Regions from separate parts of the Homo sapiens genome. Here region 2 is linked to region 1. A link is an interaction called in ENCODE POLR2A ChIA-PET data of the cell type or tissue named here. Cell type or tissue: PC-9. All regions are shown on one strand. Each heading gives the region's core, and the rest is flanking DNA. Links, peaks and the distances in the headings are about the cores only. Region 1 has its middle 18 kb from the start of DLG1. Region 2 has its middle 46 kb from the start of LINC02012.

Region 1 (9,232 bases), core at 458-8,457:
GAGACAAAAAGAGAGAAAGAGAGAGCAAGTAAGAAGGAGGGGCTCTGGCTTCTGCCAGAGAAAGGTCCAGATGATTGTGCCAGAACAGAAGCACCAGCAAATAGCACCTTTCATTTGTGTGGCACTTTGAAGTTCACAAAAACTTTTCACCTTCATTGTCTTCCATAACTTACACAACATCCTTCCCTGGCAACTGGGACAGGCATTACTATCACCAATTGACAGATAAGAAAACTGGTGCTCAGACATATTGAAGTGACTTGGCTAGGGGTCATATAAGCACCAGAGTCTAAGGGCATTATTAATCATTCTTACTGTCCTATGACCTCTTCCATTCTGGTGTTTAGGAAAAAAGCTCAGCTTCTCCACCTCAAGAAATTGTGGCACACACACAAACCTGATTGACTCTCCAGAGTTCTTTAACGTACCTGACTCCCTTTGTTAAATTGTTTAAGGAAAAATAAAAGATATTTGCTACCACTACCAGTTTCCCCTGGAGTACAAAAGCCATTGTGCTATGGATTGGCAGGATTCAACCGTCTTTTTCTTATGAATATATTGGCATTTATAAGCAGGAAGTCCACTGATCTATGATGATGATCCTGGGACACCTCCTCATCCCAAGAACCAAATGGTGCTCTGTGGAGTAGGAATATACTATATCTGAAATAAAATGATTATGATTTTATGTGGTTGACAGCAGATGAGACATTGTAAAATAAAAGGTCAATGCACTTAAAAACATAGTAATAGAAAACTTTCCAAACCAAAGCACAGAGAGGAAAAAAAAATAAACCAAGTCTTAGTGACCTATTAGACACCATCAAGCTGTTTAACGTACTTGTAATTAGAGTTCCAGAAGGGAAAGCAGAAAAAATATTGAAGAAATAATAGCCAAATATATTTCAAATTTGATGAAAACTATGAACTCACAGATCTGAGAGCTCAACAAGCCACGAGACATAACAAAGACAAAACTACATCAAGCCATATCCTAATTAAGTTGCAGAAAACCAGTGAAAAAGAAAAAATCTTAAAAGACATATTACACAGTGGTTCACGCCTGTAATCCCAGAACTTTGGGAGGCCAAGGTAGGCAGATCACCTGAGGTCTGGAGTATGAGACCAGCCTGGACAACATAGTGAAAACCCATCTCTACTAGAAATACAAAAATTAGCTGGGTGTGGTGGTGGGCACGTGTAATCCCAGCTACTCGGGAGGCTGAGGCAGGAGAATCGCTTGAACCCGGGAGGCACAGTTTGCAGTGAGCTGAGATTGTGTCACTGCACTCCAGCCTGGGCAACAGAGCAACACCTCGTCTCAACAACAACGACAACAACAAAAGACATACATACAGAGGCACGAAGATTTTTAAAAATACTGATGACTTCTCTCCAGAAATAATGCAAGCCAGAAGGCAATGGGAAGGCATTTCTAAATTGCTGAAAGAAAACAAAAAATGGCAAACCTAGAATCCTAAAGCCTGTGGAAAAAATATCTCTTAAAAACAAAGATAAAATAAAGACATCTTCAGATTTTAAAAAGCTGAGAGAAGTAATTGCCAGCAGATTTTTCACTATAATAAATGTTAAAAAGAATATCTTCAGGCAGAAGGAAAAGGAACCAGACAGAAACTCAGGCTTACCTAAGGAATGAAGAGTTCTGAAAATGGTAGATAGGTGGGTAAATATAAAAGATTTTTTCCGATTTTTACTATATTTAAATTTAAATGGCCTGTTCTAAGCAAAGTTAATAATGACATATTGTGGATTTTGCAATAAATAGGAATCTAAAATGTACAGCATTGATATGAAGGACCTAAGAAGGAAAATGGAAATACACTGATGTAAAGTTTTTATACTATGCTTGAAGTGCTAATATTATTTGAAGGTGGGTTGTGGTAAGTTAAAAATACATATTACAAGCCCTATAGCAACCACTAAAACATAAAACAGAATTATAGCTAGTAAGGGAACAGTGGAGATAAAATAGAATCCTAAGAAATAAATCACTTACTCCAAAAGAGGTCAGGAAAAGAAGAGGTAAAGGAACAAAGAACAGATGAGTCAAGCAGAAAAAAAAAAAAGAAGTAAGCTTGTAGAGTTACACCTAACTATATTATGTTATAGTATATTATATTAATTGATTTAATTATATTAAATGTAATCAGTGTAATTATATTACATGTAAATAGTCATAACATCCTGATTAAAAGGCAGATATTATCATAATGGATAAAAAGGCAACATTCAACTTAATACTTTCTACAAAAAAAGGAGTTTAAATATATGAAGACAAGCTGGTTAAAAGTAAAAAAGGTAGAAAGAGATACATTACACACTGACTATAAGAAAACTGGAGCAACAATATTAATATCAGACAAAATAGATTTCAGGACCAAGGGTATTACAGTAATAAAGACGGGTATTTCATAATGTAGACGAGTTAATTCAGCAAGATGTAACAATTCTAGATGGATGTGCAGTTAATAACAAAGCTTTAAAACACATGAAACAAAAACTAACAAAGGGCAAAGGGCAATTAGAGGAATTCACATATAGTTAGAATTTTCCACAAAGTCCTATTTCAATAATTGATAGACAAAGTAAATAGAAAAACAATAGCAATAGAAAACATGAACAAGTTACAAAAAACCAGTTATAGAAAACATGAAGAACACTATCACCCAATTTGACTCATTACGTTTTCTAGAACAATATTTCCCAAAACAGCAGAATACACGTTCTTTTAAAGTACACATTGAACATTCACCGTCTCTGATCACAACAGAATTAAAATAGAAATTAATAACTGAAGATATATGGAAATCCTCAACCATTTGGAGTTTAACAACATAACTACTAAATAACCCGTTGGTAACAGAAGAAATAACTAGGGAGACTTAAAAAATATTTGAACTGAACGATATGAGCCTACACTTTACTAGAGAAGCCTCTAATTACCTTCTTTAATCAGCCGAGGGATCAGAGAAGGCTATTTTCTCTCTTAACTTGTTCACTAGCCCATTTCATGTACCCTTCTCCCCAGGATAAAACAGAGGAACAGTGTTACTTAGGTCCTTAACACCTAGTAGTAAGGATTACTATGTATCAGGCAGTGAGCCTGCGCCAGGTACAGTGCTAATTACTTTACCGACATTATCTCATCCAATCCTCACAACATTCCACTGAGATGGGAGGTCTTGTTACACATTTTGCAGGTAAGGAAATGGAAGTGCAGAGAGGTTGACTTGTTCAGATCACAAAATTAGTATCCTGGTGCCAACATTCCAGTCCAAGCAGGATGACGCCGGAGCCCACACGTTTGACACCATGCCATACCAGCACCACAAAGGGCATCGCACAATTCTAGGGGAAAGAAGGAGGGCTATTTATATTTTATGTACTAGGTTTTGGCTACAAAATTCCCTCTTATTAAATCATAGTTTTAGCTACTTTCCAAAAACCACGACTACCTCTTTCTGGTTTGAAAAAGAAGCTTGGAAAAGTCTCCACTATGCTTACTTACTACAAGACCTCAAGGACTGGTTAAGATGAGTCATCCGCAGCTTGAAAAGCAATGTACTTGGAACTAGAAGACACTGATTATCAGCTCTGTTGCCTCAGGCAAGTCACTTCTCTGGGCCTCGATTTCTTCATGTGTAAACCAGGGAAAACAATAACTAACTATAAGGAATATGTAAGAAAACATAAGTGGAAGTGGTTTGTAATCTGAAAAATAATATATGAATTTGAAGGAACTTTTTATGTTTACTGAGGGAGGACCATTTAAAAATGGATTTGATATTACTTATATTAATTTAAAATTTAAGCAGCAAGATCTGATCATTCACTGTGTTTACTGTCAATGATGACTTATATAACACTTTCACTTCTGAATAAGAATTTTGGTATAAAGATTTATTTTCTTTGAGGGTAAAGTTTAAAAAGACTAGAGAGTACTTAAGCTGCCAGCCTTTGCCCTGCTTATACAGAGTGCTGGCAACAGAGGCTGATGCTTCATAAAAATAAACCTTTAGAAGTTTGTACATATACCATAACACTATGCATCAATATTTTTAAAATGTACACCTCTTAATCCAGTAATTTCACTTCCAAGAATTCATCTTATGGATAAACATTTGTTTATCTAGCATGGTTTTTCATAATGGAAATCTGGAAGCAACCAATTTAATAAGTATGGCCATTTGATAAAACACTCTATGGATGATAAAAAAACTATTCTGTAAAAGATTGGTTTCTTATTTACCTGAGAAATTATTAATTTGGGGAAAATAAGTACTAAAAAGCAAAGTTTTAAAAGGAGGCTACAAAAATAGAATGACCATCAGCAATTGATCCAGCAATTTCACTTCTGGGTGTATACCCAAAAGAATTAAAGGTAGGGTCTTGAGGAGATAATTTGTCCACACATGTTTATAGCAACCAACAATAAAAACAACCCAAATGTCCATCCATAGATGAATGGATGAACAAAATGAGGTACATACATACAATGGAATTTAATTCAGCCTTATAAAGGAAGGAAATTCTGATACGTGCTACCACATGGTTGGACCTTGAGAACATTATGCTAAGTGAAATAAGCCAGCTACAAAGAAGACAAATACCGTATTAGTCCACGTGCATGAGGCATCTAGAGCAGTGGAATTCCTAGAGGCGGAAGGTAGAACAGCGATCGCTCGCAGCGGGGAGAGGGAGGAATGCAGAGACACTGTTTAATGTGTGTACAGGTTCAGTTTTGCAAGATGAAAGAGCTCTGGGGATCGGGTGCACAACAATGGGAATGTACATAACACTGCTGAACTGTACACTTAAAGATGGGTAAGGCCCAGCGCGGTGGCTCACGCCTTTAATCCCAGCACTTTGGGAGGCCGAGGCAGGTGGATCATGAGGTCAGGAGTTCAAGACCAGCCTGGCCAAGATGGTGAAACCCCATCTCTACTAAAAGTACAAAAATTAGCCAGGCATGGTGGCAGGCACCTGTAATCCCAACTACTCAGGAGGCTGAGGCAGGAGAATCTCTTGAACTCGGGGGGGCAGAGGTTGCAGTGAGCTGAGATCACGCCAGTGCAGCACTCCAGCTGGGGTGACAGTGAGATTCTGTCTCAGAATAAAAAAAAAAAGGGTAAGATGGTGTATTTTATATCTATTTTACTATAATTTAAATTTTTTTTAATTTACAAAGATAATGAAGAGTTAATGAGGCAGATAGGAAGGAGTGTTTTAGGCCCCCCAAAAAATGATGTTAAAAAATATGGCAGCACGGAAGAGCATGGTACATTCCGGGAACTGGATAGGAGTTTTTACGGCTGGATGTGCCAGACAAGATTGGGACTTTATCTAGAGAAGCAGCATTGAGTTGATTTGCTTAAGGTCACTCATGAAATTGTGGGCAGAACACCGACAGGATCACTCAGACCTGATTCCCAGCTTGGAAGGTGTATGTCTGTGTAGACATGTGATGTATGTTTAACAATCATCATAAATGGGAAACATCTAAATAAAACGCCGGTATCACAACATTTAACATTTGACGCATTAACTGAGTTGTAACATACATCTTCCCGGGGGTAAATATCCCTTGTATAGATCCTTAATTTTCTGTCATTATCATGCACCAAGCCTTTTTGAAGCTATAAAATAAATGTAAATTCCTTAAAAAAAGCAGACTACAAAATAACATGTATGATACTATTTTTCTAAGAAACATATATATATATATATGCATGGAAAATACTAGACATATCTACAGCAAATGTTAGTTGGCTGTTATCTTTGGCTTGTGTGAGTTTGGTTAATTTTTTTTTTCTTAGTGCTTTTCTGTTTTCTAATGTTTCTTCACTGAGCACATAAACTAGAAGAAAATATTAAAGAAAAAGGAATTCTTAGGTGCACCCCATAAAATGGCAGATCTTTAAAGAATGCTTTGGTAATGGTGTCAATCACTTCTTTTGATTCCAAGAAGTAATAATCCTCATATAGGTGAGCTTGGATCTGCAGAAGGAGCTGGAAATGTCAAGAGAGTGGCTGTTAACCAGGAGAGCCCCAGTCCTTACTACCACCTTCTTCCCTCTCTTTTTCTCTTCCTCACTGTGCCATCCATCCCTGTTAGTCTCCTTCTCAACTAGGGTGACTTTCTAGTAACCCAACACTTGTTTGATGGGCTCGCTCCCCAGACAGCCTTATGCCAAGGTGTTTAAATACCCTAGGAGCAGTATGCTGGGAACTGGAAGGTTTCTCATGAATGGGGCCATCTTAGAGAACTAAATTCAGCTTAGAATTCACTGTTTTACAAAATGAGGTCATTTTGCCTCAAAGAAATACAAAAAAAACCCTCAGAGACTATCACCAATACTTCTATGCACACAAACCAGAAAGCCTAGAAGAAATGGATAAATTCCTGGAAACATACAACCTCCCAAGATTAAGCTAGGAAGACATTGAAACCCTGAACATAATAAGTTCTGAAACTGAATCAGTAATAAAAAGCCTACCAACCATAAAAAGCTCTGGACCAGATGGATTCACAGCCAAATTCTACCAGACATATAAAGAAGAGCTGGTACCAATCCTACTGAAACTATTCCAAAAAATTTAGGAGGAGGAACTCCTCCCTAATTCATTCTATGAGGCCAATGTTATTCTGATACCAAAACCTGGCAGGGACACAACAAAAAAAGAAAGCATCAATATCCCTGATGAACAGAGATGCAAAAATCATCAACAAAATACTAGCAAACTGAATCCAGCAACACATCAAAAAGCTAATCTACCACAATCGAGTAGGCTTTATTCCTGGGATGCAAGGTTCATTCAACACATGCAAATCAATAAATGTGATTAGAACCAGAAATAAAGCTGCACACCTACAACCATCTGATCTTTGACAAAGTCAGCAAAAACAAGCAATGGGAAAAGGATTCTCTATTCTATAAATGGTGCTAGGGTAACTGGCTAGCTATATGCAGAAGATTGCAACTGGACTCTTTCCTTTCACCATATACAAAAATCAACTTAAGATGGATTAAAGACTTAAGTGTAAAACCTAAAACTATAAAACCGTAGAAGAAAACCTAGGAAATACCACTCTGGACATAGGCACTGACAAGATTTCATGATGAAGATGCCAAAAGCAATTGCAACGAGAACAAAAATTGACAAATGGGACCTAATTAAACAAAAAAGCTTCTGCACAGCAAAACAAACTACCAACAGAGTAAACAGACAAACCTCCAGAATGGGAGAAAATATTCGCAAACTACTCATCCAACAAAGGTCTAATATCCAGAGTCCGTTCTTCCAGAAGGAAACAATAGACACAGGGGGCCTACTGGAGAGTGGAGGGTGGGAGGAGGGTGAGGATCAGAAAATTATCTATCGGGTACTATGCCTGTTACCCAGGTGATGAAATAATCTGTACACCAAACCCCCAGGACAGGCAATTTACCCCTGTAACAAACCTGCACATGTACCCCTGAAGCTAAAATAAATGGGGGACGGGGGGCAGGAAAAGAAGATGAAGAGAGAGAGAGAAAGAGACAGAGGGCTTATTTAAAGAAATAATTCCTGAATACTTCCCAAATCTGGGAAAAGATATAAACATCCAAGTACAGGAAGATCAAAAGTCTCTAATCTGATTCAACTAAAAGAAGACTATACCAAGATATATAGCAATCAAACTGTAAAAAAAAAACAAAAAAAAACAAAAACAAAGATAAAGAGAGAATCCTGAAAGCAGCAAGAGAAAAAAGATCACCCCTCATAAGGCTATCAGTGGGTTTCTCAGCAGAAACTGCAGGCCAGGAGAGAGTGAGATGAACGATCTGAAAACTATAAAACATTGATGAAATAAATTGAAGAAGACACAAATAAATAAAAGATCAATGAAAAATTAATGAATTAGAAAAATTAATATTGTTAAAATGTCCATACTTTGGTCATTGCTAAATGCCCAAAGAGATCTGTAGAATTAATGCAATCCTTATCAAGAGTCCAGTAATATTTTTACAGAAATAATTTTGAGCAAAAAGAATAAAGCTAGAGGCATCATACTACCTCATCTCAAAATATACTGTAAAGCTTTAGTAATTTAAACAGCATGGTACTGGCATAAAAACAGACATATTGACCAATGGAACAGAATAGAGAACCTGGAAATAACTTCATATATTTACAGTCAATTGATCTTTGACAAAGTTGCCAAGAAGACACAATGTGGAAAGCACCGTCTCTTCAATAAATGGTGTTGGGAAAAGTGGATATTGACACACAGAAGAAAAAAATTGCACCCTTATCTCATACAGTATATAAAAAACAAATCAGAAAGGATTAGACTGAAGAGCTGAAACTGGTAAAACTACTAGAAGAAAACATGGGGAAAAGCTCTATTACATTGATCTGAGCAATGACTTTTTTGGATATGACCCCCAAACCATAGGCAGAGTAGAATGGTGGTTGCCAGGGGATATGGTGTGTGTATGGAAAATGGGATAACATTGGCCAAAGGATACAAACTCACAGTTAGACAGGATGAACAAGTATTTTACAGCACAGTGACTATAGTTAATAATAACTTTGTGGGCCGGGCGTGGTGGCTCACATCTATAATCCCGGGACTTTAGGAGGCTGAGGTGGGTGAATCACAAGGTCAGGAGTTCAAGACCAGCCTGACCAACATGGTGAAACCCTGTCTCTACGAAAAATACAAAAATTAGCTTGGCGTGGTGGCACGTGCCTGTAACCCCAGCCACTCGGGAGGCTGAGGCAGAAAAATTGCTTGAACCCAGGAGGTGGAGGTTGCAGTGAGCCGAGATTGTGCCACTGCACTCCGGCCTAGGTGACAGAGTGAGACTCCATCTCAGTAAATAAATAAATAAATAATAGCATTGTGTAGACTTGAAAATTGCTGAAAGAGTAGATTTTAAATGTTCTTGCCATCAAAAAATGATGAACATGTGAGGTTATGGATACTTTAATTAGCTGAAAGTAATTATTTCACAACTTTTAGATCTACCAGGATATTACATTGTGAACTATAAATATACGTAACTTCTATTTGCCAATTATATCTCAATAATCCTAAAAAATAAAATACAGGAGAAAAAAGTTGCACTACGTTTCGAAAGCTTATCCACATTGTTTAATGTAGCTCTCTGTCATCCTTTGTTGGTAATGTGACATTCCATTGTGCAAATATATATAACTTATA
Region 2 (9,232 bases), core at 494-8,493, 150 kb before region 1:
TAATCACCCATCCTACCTCCTACACCCTCCGCCCCTTCTCAGCCTTGGTCCACAAACCCTGGAGTAAACTCCAAAAACAAAGTGGCCTTCACAGTGCTGACTCATTGACTTCCAAATTCCCGCCGGGGCCCTTGAGGGGCTTGCCGAGCCGTCAGGAGCAGCAAAAACTTGGGTAGACTGAGACCTGTTAATAGAGTCTGCTGCTCTGTGAATATCTTAGAAACGTGCTACTGAAAGGACACTCTTTAACAAATTTTTCAGTTAGGGGCCAGGCACGATGGCTCACACCTGTGATTCCAGGACTTTGGGAGGCCGAGGCGGGTGGATCACCTGAGGTCAGGAATTCCAGACCAGCCTGGGCAACATAGTGAAAACCCATGTCTACTAAAAATACAAAAGTTAGCCAGGCGTGGTGATGGGCACCTGTAATCCCAGTTACTTGGGAGGCTGAGGCAGGAGAATCGCTGGAACCCGGGAGGTGGAGGCTGCAGTGAGCCGAGATCACACCACTGCACTGCAGCCTGGGCGACACAGCAAGACTCCATGTCAAAAAACAAAAAAAAATCAGTTCATAATTTTTAAGGATGGTGGAAGAGAACTCACAATAATCCATTTCAGCTGCTAAATATCGTTTATCCATGTAGATATTTGCCATAACTGATTTCTCCGTAATCCTTGGGCTCTCTAAAGGTGTTAGATAAACAGTGATGCTGGAACATACTGTAAATCTGAACACCGCCGCTCCCAGGACCCCGTTCCCCACCCAGATCCAATCCCCCGAGTCCTTCTCTCTCTCACTCACACTCTAAGCTCTCAATAGCTTCTTTGTTTTGTGGAAGGTTTCCTTACAACTGCAGGTTGGCTGCTACATTCTTGACGCATAGGCAGACAGCAGGCTGTGCACAATTCTTCCTGGGCAATTCACCCGGAGCAAAGAGTGATCTTTTTTGAAGCTTGAGAATATCAATATGTGGCTGCTTTGCTAAAGTGCTTTCTGTCTCTCACAGTCAGAGAAATCTGCTTGCCTTGAGCTGGCCTTGAGTTTCTTGTTAAGAGCTAATTTTAGAGCTAATTTGGGTTCCATTAGTATATGGTTCTGTTGCAAATCTGACATTAACATCGGCAGCTTGATGAGTCACCGAGGGAGGAAAAGCCTTTTACCCTAACTGCAGCAATGCAGGCACATATGGTGTCATTTTGCAAGGAACAGATTTTTGTCTTTCATGCCATTTCAGAGCTGTTTCCCTCTGAAATTACCAGCTCTGATTTAATGCGGAACATGCCTGGGTGTCACTGCAGAGATCTAGTTAAACTGAGAGAGCTGGCAGGTCCCACAAGTCTGCAAAAACCGTGTTCATTTGCACAGTGTAATTCCTCCCAAATCCATGCCCACAGGCTGGGAATCAGCCACCAGCAAGTGCGGGGGCCTGCTCTTGGGGGTCTCCAAGCCTCTTCTGAGTCAGTGCTACCCAGAATCCCAGTCTTGGGTGGATGAGGAGGGACAGAGCCTTCCTTCCCTCTCTGCCTCTGCCCTTAAAATGAGCAGGATTTAATGATTCTGTTCCTGAGGCTGGGACTCTGCTTCCACAGACTCTTGTAAGGGGAGGTTAGGGCATTTCCCATTTCACCCCATGACCAGCTGCCCACGTGCTTGGGGCCAGATGGCTTTAACTGAGATCCGTGATTCCAACTGTGGCTGTGGCAGGGAGGACAGGAGACCTGCTTGCTAATCTGAACTGGTCACTGGCTGGATGACCCTGTTTCCTGAGCCTCCATTTTCTCACCTGTGAAAAGAGAGAATTCTGAGAGTCTCTAATATCTCAGCTTAATAGCCCATAATAGTAACTTGCATTTATCTAACTTTTTACATTTTTCTGAGAACTTTAATTTTTGTTCTGTCCTGTGATCATGATAACATCCTGTGAGGCAGGCACTCCTGTCTTTCACTTGGGAAATTCTGACTCAGAGAGGTGAGGAAACTTGCCCAAGCTCACACAGCTGGTAAGAGGCAGAGATAGACTAGAACCTCGCTGGCCTCACTCCCAGTTCAAGGCTCTTAGAATCAACAGATGGTATCAGAAACTAGCTTTGAACACTGCATTCCGTGACCAGGGGTCATCTTGGAGAGCAGACAGCCATGCCCCACAGGCCTCCAAATGTTCAAACTTTTCCAAGGTGAAAAGATTGCACAATGACCTGGGAAATTATATTCTTTCTTTGGGTCATGCAATATCATGATTGAGCACCCCAGAAGAGGCTGAAAGATAGTAGGAAAAGTACGAGAACTGGTTCCAGTTTTGGCTCTGTCTCAAGTTGCTGTGTGACCTTGAACAAGTCACTTGGCCTCTCTGAGCCTTAGTTCCTAAAAGAGGCAAGTGGACAAGCTATTCTCCAAAGTAAGTTCCCTCTGGAGAGGTCTATGGTTCTATGGCAACAGGTTCAATGCCAGAACGAAATAACACAGCAGCAAGTGTAACACCTTTGTTCCGAGAGCAGCCTCCATGCCCGAGATTCAAATTCTGAGAAAGGAAAATACTCCAGGAAGTTAAAAAGTGAAGTCGACCTAAACAGCAACCAAAGCAAGTTACTCCTGTAAGTGACCAGGCAAATCCTAAAACAAGGGTCACAAACTGAAATCCTGCAGGAGCCAGGCGGGGACTGAAGCAAACTGGCAAACACTGCCTGACTTCAAAAGGGACAGTGACCACTCACCTCCAGCCACATGTTGTTGGGCAGGAATGTAGATACAGTGTCAACAATCTTCCAACTTTTCAAGAGAATTGTGAATCTGAATATTCATGTGAAATATCCTAATTTTTAAACATTGGAAACAAACCCAAAGACTTAAAAACCCTTTCATGCCAAACAGAATGTGTCTGCTAGCCATATGCTGCCCAAGTGTGCTAACATCTTCCCGGGTAGTTTGTGTCTGTCTTCGCCTTAAACAATTTCAGGGAGCCTGTTTCCTGGCCTTCCTTGGGAGCACGCTGCAGTGGTGACCTTCCTGAACCCTTACAAGTCAACAATACTTGACATCACGCAAATCCCATTTTCCTGTCTGTGGCCTTTGAGGCTGGACCCCTGACAGGGGCCAGCATGCACACCCGGTTCCCGCTCTGCCTGCCTGAAAATAACCTTCTCCAGAGAGACAAACAACAGTGGGAGGGGAAAAGGACGATTTGGCCTTGCTAGTACGGTAAAACAGATGAGGTTATTTTTTCTGCCATCATGTCTACTTTATTGGATCACATAACCATTTTTATTGTTAATTTAGGTACAAATTAATTGCTATACAAATGAACAGAAACGCAGATGAGTCCCTCACCATGACTCGAACCTCAAACAGCAATTACGTGGCTTTGTAATCTAACAGAGCAGATATCAGTCAGCTGCGGTGTCTTCGCAGGCCCAATCCATGCTAATGGGAAGAGGGATGTCCCTGGAGATTCCTTAACAACCTGAGCAAACCTGGGGTAGGTGTTTCACAGATTCCAGGGCCCCGTGTCTGCCTCGCTTCCTCTTTCCAAGCACGATTGAATAAAGGTATTAGACAATTTGACAGTATTCTCATGGACTGTCTTTTTCTCCCCCGAAGGATTTTTTTTTTTTTTACCACACTCTTGTGATTCTGTACTTATTTTTTCTCTTCAGAGCCACATGTAAGACATCAGACCTAGAAGGCACTTTAGAGGGACCCCTGTCTTTCTGCCACCAGGCAGCATCCCCAGTCCCCCAGCCTGGGTGTGAGAGCCCTCCCAGGTGCTCCCAACTACTGGCTCCTTTAGGGTTCCTGGGCTGGAACTGTCTAGTTATTTGCCTGAGTCTTCCCCAAATGGACTATAAACATCTCAAAAGCAGGGACAACATCTTACCCACCTTATTGCCCTCTGCTCAGGGCATGGTGTAGTGGTGCAAGGGTAGTGGTGTAAGCAGCAATGCTCAGAAACTAAAGAAAAAAGCTGGCCGTGCCGGGCGTGGTGGCTCACACCTGTAATCCCAGCACTTTGGGAGGCCAAGGGGGGTGGATTACAAGGTCAGGAGTTTGAGACCAGCCTGGTCAATATGGTGAAACCCGGTCTCTACTAAAAATATAAAAAATTAGCCCGGTGTGGTGGCTCATACCTGTAATCCCAGCTGCTCAGGAGGCTGAGGCAAGAGAATGGCTTGAACCCAGGAGGTGGAGGTTGCAGTGAGCCAAGATCACACCACTGCACTCCAGCCTGGGCGACAGAGTGAGACTCCATCTCAAAAAAAAAAAAAAGAAAAGAAAAGAAAAGAAAAAGAAAAGAAAAGAAAAAATCTGGCCAAGCCCCTCACTTTATCTGTGCTGGTAGCACCCCGGTGAATCCTCCCACAGATACCACACAAGTAATTTCCTTCTTTGAGCTGCAGACTTTTATAATTTCCTGCCTAATTTTGTCATCTTCCGTGTAATAGTAAAAGCCAAAATATCCATCTAGAAATATTTCTTAGTTTCCATTTGCCAAATCAATTCCATCTCTCTTAGAAATAAAATGTAGTTACTTTTTGATCAAATGAAAAGATATTATGTAACTAATGAAATTGTACTGTATAAAAAAGTTCTCTTTAAGAAAGAAAGAAAGTTCCTTAATGAACAGCAGTCAATTCTAGACTCTAGATTAAATCAAACAAATATTTTTTCCCTGCCCTTGGATCAGTTGTACTGGAAACTGTTTTGAAGCTTCTATGATAAGATTTTAGATTCTCATCACAAAAAACTGAAGGTATTGTATTACTAGTTTTCTCTAAACTTTATAGCCATTCGAGAGCCTGTTGTAATTCAGAGAATTTTTGACTCACTTGCAGGAAATTTTCTTAGTCTACATATTTTACATTCCAATATAAAAGTCCTTAACTTTTTATCAGAAGTGGTTTAAAGCATCAAAGGTAAGCTAGTCATAATGACTTTCTTGTTTTTCTTGATTTCCTTATAGAGGTTAGCTACATGGGCGTATTCAATGGGCTTTTTCTGTTTTCAAGCCTATAATCTGCACAGAGCCTAGTACAGTGCCTTATATGCAATCAATGCTTGTTGAATCAACACATGAATGAACGAATAGATGTCTCTTGAAAAAAGAGAAAACATTGTTTTACAGAGTTCTCCCTCTGATGACGCTGATAGAACCCACAGATTTAGACTAATAGAATGTCAAAGGGAAAATTACCCAGAAATATATAATCTGGTTCTTTAGACTAATAGAATGTCAAAGGTAAAATTACCCAGAAATACATAATCTGGTTCAGTGTTTTTTTACTTTTCAGATTTAGAGACTGAGGTTCAGAGAACCCCCAGATCACCTGAAATCCTCATTGGGAATTTCAGGAAATTGTACCAAATATGAACCCAAAGGTAAACACGGGTTTCCATGGCAACCGAACGTGGGCTTGTTCATTGCTTTCTGTCGCCTTTACCTTCGTGAAATTCTCATGAACTAACTGGGATTCAGAAGGACGTAAAATGACTAGTTCCTGAAAGCTCTTAAATACTTCCTGGCTCTCTTCATCCACTAGTTGCTGTGGAGTAGAGTTTGGTATTTGGTGGCTCCGAGACCCCCCAAGGGCTCCATTACTAATTCGGGGGAGTGGAAAGAGCTCTGGGTCCCACGTCAGAGTTTGGGGCCCTGGCTCCAGCTGTGCTGGCCATAGACCCTGAGACAAATCAGCTGCCCAAGTCCCATCCTCATCCCTGAATAGAAGTGGTAGCCTCTGTTCTGCCTTCCTTAATGTTTTGGAAACGGTAAAGCACACCAATACAAGGAGTTAAGATTGTCCCTGGGGTAGAGCAAGCAGACACATGCCATGGGGGGTGGGGGCGGCAACCCCGGGGTGCTGGGCTTCCCTGCTCGAGAACTAGGAAATATGAAAGTTAACCTTCTGAGAGTCAAACCAGTGGTTCCCAACTTTTTCCAGTGTAAATCCTCCTTTTTTCTTTTTCTTTCTTTCTTTTTCTTTTTTCTTTTTTTGAGACAGGGTCTCATTCTGTCGCCCAGACTGGAGTGCAGTGGTGTGATCTCAGTTCACTGCAACGTCCGTCTCCTGGGCTCAAGCCATCCTTTCACCTCAGCCTCCCGAGTAGCTGGGATTGCAAGCGGCCGCCACCATGCCTGGATAATTTTTGTATTTTTTGTAGAAATGGGGTTTCACCATGTTGCCCAGGCTGGTCTTGATCTCTTGAGCTCAAGTGAGCCTCACACCTCGTTCTCCCAAAGTGCTGGGATTACAGGCGTGAGCCACTGCACCTGGCCTAAATCCTGCTTTTATCCTCAAAATATTTTCCAGACCCATTTCCACATGATCATATTTATACTTTTAGTGTTTGTGACCAAGAAATACATATTGACAACAAACTATTAGGAATTATGACTACTCTTTAAATTGCCACATCATATGAATATTTTTGACAAACAGTGGTACCAGATTAGCATGTACTATGTTTGCTTACAGATACTCTAGACACTCATGGATTAGGTGGCTTCTCAAAATCACTCCCTCTGCTCTCAGATCAGGGAATTCCTGTATTAAACTATAAAATATAAACATAATAAATGGATAAGAGCCAAGCAATGCAATCATTTTAGGTGGGCTCTGACTCCAGGTGGAAGTCAGGCAAACATTAACACATCCAAAGCAAGAAGACTGGTCACAAGAACCTTGGTTACCAGCAGAAACTTAGAAGAGGTAGTACCACCCAGGTGAGCACTGGCAGTGCCCTCCCAGTAGAGCCCAAGTCCTGGTAGACCTGGGTTCATCAGGCGGCATGTGACTCATGTAACTAACTCCTTACGCTCTACTCTCGGCTCCGCTGAGCATCCCTGTTGCCAGCATAGAGCAGCCAGACATCTGAAGGTTGTATTTCATTGCAGATGGATGTCCTGGCTTTAGATCCTAGAACCATCCTAAGAAGACGAGTAAGGTGACATTTTTTTGAGTTAAAAAAAATACCCAGGTGGTGGATGACAGGGTAGGTTTCTGAGTGTGGCCCTGAGGCCTCTGAGTAGCCCTGGAGCAACCGCCCTACTGGTCTCCACTGGGGTTCACCTTTTGGAGTTACCATGAACCATGGTTTCTCAACCTTAGCACTCTAGACATTTTGGTCATATAATTTTGTTGTGAAGGGCTGTTTTGTGCATTACAGGATATTGAGCAGAATCCCTTGGCCGCTATCGACTAGATGCCAGTAGCATCCCACTCCCCATCCCAATTATATCAATCAAAAAGGTCTCCATACGTTGCCACATGCTCCCGGGACGAAGGGGAATGACCCCGCCCCAGTTGAGAACCACCATCATGACCCATCCCCATCAAATATCTACAGGATGCGGCCTCATGAGGTTCCTCTCAAAGACCAAACCATTTCTGGATGCTCAATACATTAAATTTATACACAGTGTCACCTTTGTCCGAAAGATGTTAGAATTCTTGAAAAATCTATTTCAAGGAGCTTGTAGTTAATTTAGGAATACGACCAGGCTCCACTTCACTATAATGCAAAGGAAATAGGGATTCTGGCAACTGAGTGAAGAGAAACTTTATTCGATGACCTAGCGATTCAAGGGTCATCCTTCTGAACATCCATTGTTCTTTCATAAACGTGTAATGGGGTTGGACTGCACCGGCCATGTGTGGACTCCAGGGGAGTCCCTGGAAGCTGCTGGTATTTTGTTGTTTTAAAAAATAAACCCTTGATTTGTTTTTGATTTCTTATTAAGGTCTTCTTCCTAAAAATAGTACAAAAAAATTCCAGTCACCTGAGAAACTAAATTATTTTGTGCTCATGAATTGAGGGTTTTTATTTTTTGGCTGAAATTGTTCCAGCATTTTCTTTTTGAGGTAAAATAGACATCTAAAATTTACCATGTTTACTATTTTTAAGGGTACTGTTCAGTGGTAATACATTTACATTCTTTTTGTCCCCTTCATCCTCCCCCTCCCTCTACTCTTCCCTGCCGCTGGTAACCACCATTCTCTTTTCTACCTTCATGAGATCTGCTTTTGGAGCTCCCACAGTTCTACTGTTTTCTAAAGGATTCTGCCATTGGAAACTGCTTGGTTTCAGGAGAGCACTCCCACCACAGTCAGGCCTCTCAGGAGAGTAGCGTCCATCACGGCTCCAATTATATAGAGACATGAACACCTGGTTCTGCTCCGGGTGAGGTTTTTCCTCCTGACCGCACCCCTCCTGACCACACACCTCCTGACCACACCCGTCCTCACTGCATCCCTACTAACCGCATCCCCTCCCGACCGCATCCCTACTAACCGCATCCCTCCTGACCGCACCCCTACTAACTGAATCCCTCCTGACCACATCCCTACTAACTGCATCCCCTCCTGACTGCATCCCTCCCGACCGCACCCCTACTAACTGCATCCCTCCCGACCGCATCCCTACTAACTGCATCCCCTCCCGACCGCATCCCTACTAACTGCATCCCCTCCCGACCGCATCCCTACTAACTGCATCCCCTCCCGACCGCATCCCTACTAACTGCATCCCCTCCTGACCACATCCCTACTAACTGCATCCCCTCCCGACCACATCCCTACTAACCGCATCCCCTCCCGACCGCATCCCTACTAACCGCATCCCCTCCTGACCACATCCCTACTAACCGCATCCCCTCCCGACCGCATCCCTACTAACTGCATCCCTCCCGACCACATCCCTACTAACTGCATCCCCTCCCGACCACATCCCTACTAACTGCATCCCTCCCGACCACATCCCTACTAACTGCATCCCTCCCGACCACATCCCTACTAACTGCATCCCTCCCGACCACATCCCTACTAACTGCATCCCTCCCGACCACATCCCTACTAACTGCATCCCTCCTGACCGCATCCCTACTAACTGCATCCCTCCCGACCACATCCCTACTAACTGCATCCCCTCCTGACCACATCCCTCCTGACCACACCCGTCCTCACTGCATCCCTACTAACTGCATCCCCTCCCGACTGCATCCCCACTAACTACATCCCCTCCTGACCACATCCCTCCTGACCGCACCCCTCCTGACCCCAATCCCTACTCACAGCCTCCAAGGCTACCAGGTGCTGTTCACATGTGGCCAGCACTGTTGGTGGAAGGCGCCACACCCAGTAATCCAGGTGTCGTCCTCCCGTCCAGGTCCAGCGGCCTCTTCCTGCTTCTGCAAGCCTAGTTTTTTCTAGTCTTTGGGAGAGGAAAGTCTCGTTTTGCAAGCAC

Evidence for each region. Peaks named below come from ENCODE experiments on the same cell type or tissue, not always from the same donor. Only the 100,000 strongest peaks of a DNase experiment are listed, where the experiment ranks them.
Region 2: POLR2A ChIA-PET joins it to region 1 with 11 read pairs; 3 of 35 experiments call an interaction of 5 or more read pairs at or near these places.

Annotation. Positions count from the first base shown.
Region 1 is chr3:197,311,784-197,321,015 of GRCh38, reverse strand. No RefSeq gene overlaps it. Among named protein-coding and RNA genes, the nearest start is that of DLG1, 18 kb to the right of the region's middle. In PC-9, for the core only: no CTCF peak of the experiment used is centred there; a DNase peak (open chromatin) is centred at 3,575.
Region 2 is chr3:197,459,170-197,468,401 of GRCh38, reverse strand. No RefSeq gene overlaps it. Among named protein-coding and RNA genes, the nearest start is that of LINC02012, 46 kb to the left of the region's middle. RefSeq lists a silencer at 5,547-5,749. In PC-9, for the core only: no CTCF peak of the experiment used is centred there; DNase peaks (open chromatin) are centred at 1,071, 2,061 and 4,891; H3K4me3 peaks cover 1,043 bases; H3K27ac peaks cover 5,507 bases.